2 separate regions of the Homo sapiens genome follow, and region 2 is linked to region 1. A link is a loop called in an ENCODE intact Hi-C map of the cell type or tissue named here. Cell type or tissue: Caco-2. All regions are shown on one strand. Links, peaks and the distances in the headings refer to the core of each region. The heading gives the core; the rest is flanking DNA. Region 1 has its middle 3.0 kb from the start of SLC7A7. Region 2 has its middle 16 kb from the start of ABHD4.

The links. Peaks named below come from ENCODE experiments on the same cell type or tissue, not always from the same donor. Only the 100,000 strongest peaks of a DNase experiment are listed, where the experiment ranks them.
Region 2: a loop joins it to region 1, with 3 times the contacts of the local background. A loop is called at or near these places in 2 of 110 quality-filtered maps.

Annotation. Positions count from the first base shown.
Region 1 is chr14:22,816,971-22,819,854 of GRCh38, forward strand. It overlaps a transcript of SLC7A7 not described here. Among named protein-coding and RNA genes, the nearest start is that of SLC7A7, 3.0 kb to the left of the region's middle. In Caco-2, for the core only: a CTCF peak has its summit at 1,345; a DNase peak (open chromatin) is centred at 2,711; H3K4me3 peaks cover 245 bases.
Region 2 is chr14:22,613,017-22,615,922 of GRCh38, forward strand. No RefSeq gene overlaps it. Among named protein-coding and RNA genes, the nearest start is that of ABHD4, 16 kb to the left of the region's middle. In Caco-2, for the core only: no CTCF peak of the experiment used is centred there; a DNase peak (open chromatin) is centred at 1,315.

The sequences.
Region 1 (2,884 bases), core at 385-2,884:
TCACTTATTGAGCACTTACTGGGCCAGACACACTGCTAAGGACTTAAGCACATTATCTCATGGAACCTCCAGAGCTCATATACTCTTAATCACACAAGTATACTATCTCTCCATCTCCCCATCCCCCTGGCCTGCCTTAGTCTCTAGGCCTTCCTTTTATTTTTTTTTTTTTTTATTTATTTTCTTTTTTTGAGACAGAGTCTCACTCTGTCCCCCAGGCTGGAGTGCAGTGGCACGATCTTGACTCACTGCAACCTCCACCACCTCCTGGTTCAAGCAATTCTCATGCATCAGCCTCCTGAGTAACTAGGATTACACCTGGCTAATTTTTGTGTTTTTATTTCGGTATTTTTATTTTATTTTATTTTATTTTATTTTATTTATTTTGAGACAGACACTTACTCTGTCGCCCAGGCTGGAGTGCAGTGGTGCAATCTCGGCTCACTGCAACCTCCACCTACTGGGTTCAAGCAATTCTCCTGCCTCAGCCTCCCGAGTAGCTGGGATTACAGGTGCACACCACCACGCCCAGCTAATCTTTTTTGTTTTTAGTAGAGTCGGGGTTTCACCACATTGACCAGGATGGTCTTAAACTCCTAAACTCAGGCAATCCGCCCACCTCGGCCTCCCAAAGTGCTAGGATTACAGGCATGAGCCATTGTGCCCAGCCTAATTTTTGTATTTCTAGTAGAGACGAGGTTTTGCCATGTTGGCCAGGCCGGTCTTGAACTCCTGGCCTCAACTGATCCACCTGCTTCTGCCTCCCAAAGTGATGGGATTACAGGCGTGAGCCACCGATGCCACCTTAGACCTTGCTTTTGGACAGGAATTATCTACATGAATTACCTGGGGGAAGATGTAAGCAGACTAGATTAAAAAGAAAGAAAGCCTCTGTCATCCTTCAGTCTATAGCCTAGACGAAAGGCTCCAACAAAGTTTGTTAATCTCCTTCCTGGCTGCCCCTCCCCTTTCTCATTCTTTGCAGGGATAAGAGGTGATTACAAGTCCTCTTGGCAGTGCTGCTATTGCTAGGGTGCCCACTTCTAAAGCAAACAAAAAAAAAAACACAAACACATCATCACGCCTGCCCTTTTAAGACCAAATTCACTGGCACCAAGGGGTGGGCATGTGTCCTAATATGACGTAAAAGAAAGGAAGGAAGGAGGGACAAAGGAAGGGAAAACTGTGAGGGGGAATGGAGAGAGAAGTGTACAGGGTTTCATTCCTGACTGGTAGCATCTGAAAAGTGAAGTCCTATCCGTGGAATTTTGAGACAGAAATCTGCTGGGGGTAAAACCCACACTCCAGCAAACAGCACGCCCTAGTGGTAGCACCAGGAAGTGCTAGTGGACTCTAACCTACTTCAGTCTGCCCGTGCGCACTAGGCAAGGGAGGCTGCCATGCATTGAGAACATGAAGACCCCCTCTTTTCTCAACCACTACCTAGCACCCTGGACAAGAAGGCACCATCTTTGGCAGCTCACATTTCTCCCTGAGACCCTGGGTCTTAGGGTAATGCTTCCACCATTCAGGCAGCCCCACCATTCAGGCAGCCTGGGACCAGCAACACCCCTAGGCTCTCCCAAAGGGGCTCTTCTACCCCAGGTTTTTGGTTTTTTTTTTTTTTTGGTTTTTGGGTTTTTTTTACCCGAGATGGAGTTTTGCTTTGTCCCCCAGGCTGGAGTGCAGTGGCACAATCTCTGCTCACTGCAACCTCTGCCTCCCGGGTTCTCCTGCCTCAGCCTCCCAAGTAGCTGGGATTACAGGTGCCCGCCACCGCGCCCAGCTAATTTTTGTATTTTTAGTAGAGATGGGGTTTCACCATGTTGTCCAGGCTGGTCTCGAACTCCTGACCTCGTGATCCTCCCACCTCAGCCTCCCAAAGTGCTGGGATTAAAGGTGTGAGCCACCGTGCCTGACCCACCCCAGGTTTTACATGAGAAACCCCATAAGATAACAGCAGCCCTTGTTGCCTTTCCCTGTCTGAGATGCATTCATCTCTGAACACCCAGTGAAGATTACAGGACAACACACTCATCCTACAGCTTGTGGAAGAAATTTGATTCAGAAACTGGCAGCAGGGCCTCCAGTATGCAGTGCTGGGCAGGACAGCCAATGGAGCCCCTCACCCTAACCTCACCCTCGAATGACAACACCAAAACACAATTTCTCCAGGAACTAGTACATAATTCGGGGTCTTGGCTCCTCAGCCAAGCTCAGGGAACTACTATAAGAACACACTTTCTCTCCCAGAGACCCCATGTCCTGCCTTCCTGGCTCCAATCAGTCTGTGCTGCCTCCCCTAACAACAGAAACAGAAAACAGATACACTCTGGTATGACTAGATTTCCCCATCACTCCAAGCTAGAAGCTCAGCTCCTCCCTCCCCAGTTCTCTGTTTGTTTTTCTATATTCCACTGTGGCTAAGACAGTCTCTTTAAAAAAAAAAAAAAAAAGTGAAACAAAAAAGAAATTGTTTACTCCTGTGGCCAGGGCTTCCATTAAGGAAGGGCTGAAGTCTCTGGGCAGAAGGTTCAGCCCAGGGAGGGACAGGGCTGGGATCAAGAAACAGGAGGCTCTTGGGTCTCCATTCAGCCAATTTTTAGGACTCCATCCTCCTCCTGCACTTCCCCTCTCGCCCATTGTCCCTCCTCTCCCACCTCTTACCTGTCCAGTGACCTTTGGGCAGGTGCGGGGAGGAGGGGCTACCAGCTGAGTCAGGGGAGAGGGGAAGGTGCTAGTTAGGAGAACCAAGCGTATCGCTCATGCTGCAACAGCTGTTGACTCTGAGGAGCAGAAAAAGCAGAGGGTAACGGGGACTGAAATGGAAAACAGGAAAACACATGTGTGACTCTGGCCGGCAGCGGGGAGGGGCCAGGGGACG
Region 2 (2,906 bases), core at 173-2,672, 200 kb before region 1:
GTGCTTGCTCTGTGCTGGCTGAGTCCAGCTGGGCCCAGAATTCCACGGTTCTAAATGGCGCATATTCCATGTGCATAGGCTGATTGAAAATGTATTAAACCTAAATTTTAAAAAAAAAGCACATGATACTACACATGTCATGATGAATGAATAGACAGAACTCCTCCTGAATATAATTACAAAGTTCTGATCCATCTCAGGACCCTGTGTCTTCTCTGAGGATTTTTATAGGGAGGAGAAGGCAGGTATATAGAGCTTACTACATGCCAACCACTAGGGCTGCAATAGTGAAGAAACAGAGAGTGTCTGCCTTTGTGAGAAATTCCAGTTCACTCAAAGAGATGCACCTAGTCAAAATATTATGTAAATCAATGTAAAATTGCTAAAGTGCTACCCGTGAGAATTGAGAAAACCTCCTGCAGAAGTGATGGCAGCTGTGCCTGAAGGCAGGACCAGGGAAAGGGGAAGGACTGTCTGGAGAGAGGGGCGACTGCAAAGGCAGGTGGCTGGGAGAGAAGTCTGGTGAGATCAGTAGGGACCAGCTCAGCAGATCCTCTGGCCACATGAAGAATGTTGTGTTCATTCTAAAAAGCAATGGAAGGAAATGAATGGGGGTCAGGGTGGGGTAGGGAGTGTGACAAAATCAGCCTGAGATTGAAAGAGCCATTCTGGCTGCTCTGTGGAGTTCAGATGAGAGGGGGATGAGAACTTTGAGGCTGCTGCAGTGGTCCAGGCCAGAGCTGATGGTAGTTTGGACTTGGCTAGGGGCTAATGGACACAGAGAGGGGAAAAATGCAAAAGATGCTTAGATGGTAAAATCTAAAAGACTTAATATCAACACTGCATGACCCTACCACCCTCTTGAAGAACGGGCCAAGTGAGGCAGTGGTTACCAAACCCAGTCACATAACAAAACAACCTGGGGGTATTTTTTTTTAAATATAGATTCCTGAGCTGTATTCCCTAGAGTTTGATCTGGTTAACCTGAATGGAGTCTGACCGTGAAATCTACATTTAAACACATTCCTAGGAGATTCTGGTGCCCTGTGTCTGCAGGAACTGGTCTAAGGGACTCTGTCTCTGACATTTGACCCAGAAGGCTGGGTAGAGTAGGGCCTGTGCCCCTGAGAGTTCATTCTGCTTGCTCCAGAATCACTTTTTTTTTTTGGAGGTAGCACAACATGCTGATCTGCTTTTTCCAACTCAACACGAGGCAAACACATTCTTCAGGAGCAGACGCAAGAAGAGTCTGAGAAAGGTCACCCAGAGTCCCCTGTTTATACTACATGGTCTGCACGCATGGGCACAAGCCAGCACGCAGACACACACCCCATCTGACAGGAACATTCCTAACATTCCACTAGGTGGGACTAAGAAATTACTATGAACATTCTACCCAATCAGCACAGTTTCTGGGTGGGCACTAAGGATTTATGGTGACAGTTTGAACCATAAATCCAGGCTCCTCAAATGCCTAGCAGTTTAAAAGGAGAGATTCCACAGACAGACATTAAAAGGACTGTGACTCAACTTAAGACCCAGGTGGTACTGCAGTATTCAGCGACTAGCAGAAAATGTGCTAAATTTAACTTCCTCCTCGGTATAGACACCAAAGTATGTGTGCTAAAAATGTAGTCTGGTTTCATTGCCAAAACGGTGGTGAAATCTTGATGAGTACCTCTTTCCATTCTGATCCATGACCCTGCAGGTACAGTTCATGGCCAGATAGAAAAGACTCCTACTCTTTTTTTTTTTTTTTTTTTTTTCACTCTGTTGCCCAGGCTGGAATGCAATGGTGCAGTCTCGGCTCGCTGCAACCTCTGCCTCCCAGGTTCAAGCAATTCTCCTGCCTCAGCCTCCTGAGTAACTGGGACCACAGGCACCCGCCACCATGCCCAGCTAATTTTTGTATTTTTAGTAGAGATGGGGTTTCACCATATTGGTCAGGCTGGTCTCGAACTCCTGACCTCAGGTGGTCCACCCACCTTGGCCTCCCAAAGTGCTAGGATTACAGATGTGAGCCACCGCGCCCAGCCTAAGACTCCTACTCTTAACTGATAACAAACACAATGTCCAATGAATGGTGCACAAGATTTTTTCTCATTTTGTGACTTTTCAATTCATACAGAGTCCTCGGATGAGGTCTGGAGGGTCCTTTCTCTCAGTCTCCCTTCCTTTTCTGTCCTTCCTCAGGGTCCTGGTCTATCTGGCAGAAGCAAGAAAGCCACTTGAGATTCTGAGGGTCTGTCTCAACCCCATCCTGGTGAAATATCTCAAGATAAACATTCTCCTCTCGCTATTATAATATTGACGGTTTTTTGCTGGGCGCGGTGGCTCACGCCTGTAATCCCAACACTTTGGGAGGCCAAGGCGGGCAGGTCACTAAGTCAGGAGTTCAAGACCGGCCCAGCCAACATGGTGAAACCCCATCACTAATAAAAATACAAAAATTAGCTGGGCGTGGTGGCAGGCACCTGTAGTCCCAGCTACTCGGGAGGCTGAGGCAGGAGAATCGCTTGAACCCGGGAGGCCGAGGCTGCAGTGAGCCGAGGTCACACCACTGCACTCCAGCCTGGGCGACAGAGCGAGACTCTGTCTCAAAATAATAATAATAATAATATTGACTTTTCTTTTTTATACTTTAAGTTTTAGGGTACATGTGCACAACGTGCAGGTTTGTTACATATGTATACGTGTGCCATGTTGGTGTGCTGCACCCATTAACTTGTCATTTAACATTAGGTATATCTCCTAATGCTATCCCTCCCCCCTCCCCCCACCCCACAACAGTCCCTGGTGTGTGATGTTCCCCTTCCTGTGTCCATGTGTTCTCATTGTTCAATGCCTACCTATGACTGAGAACATGTAGTGTTTGGTTTTTTGTCCTTGTGATAGTTTGCTGAGAA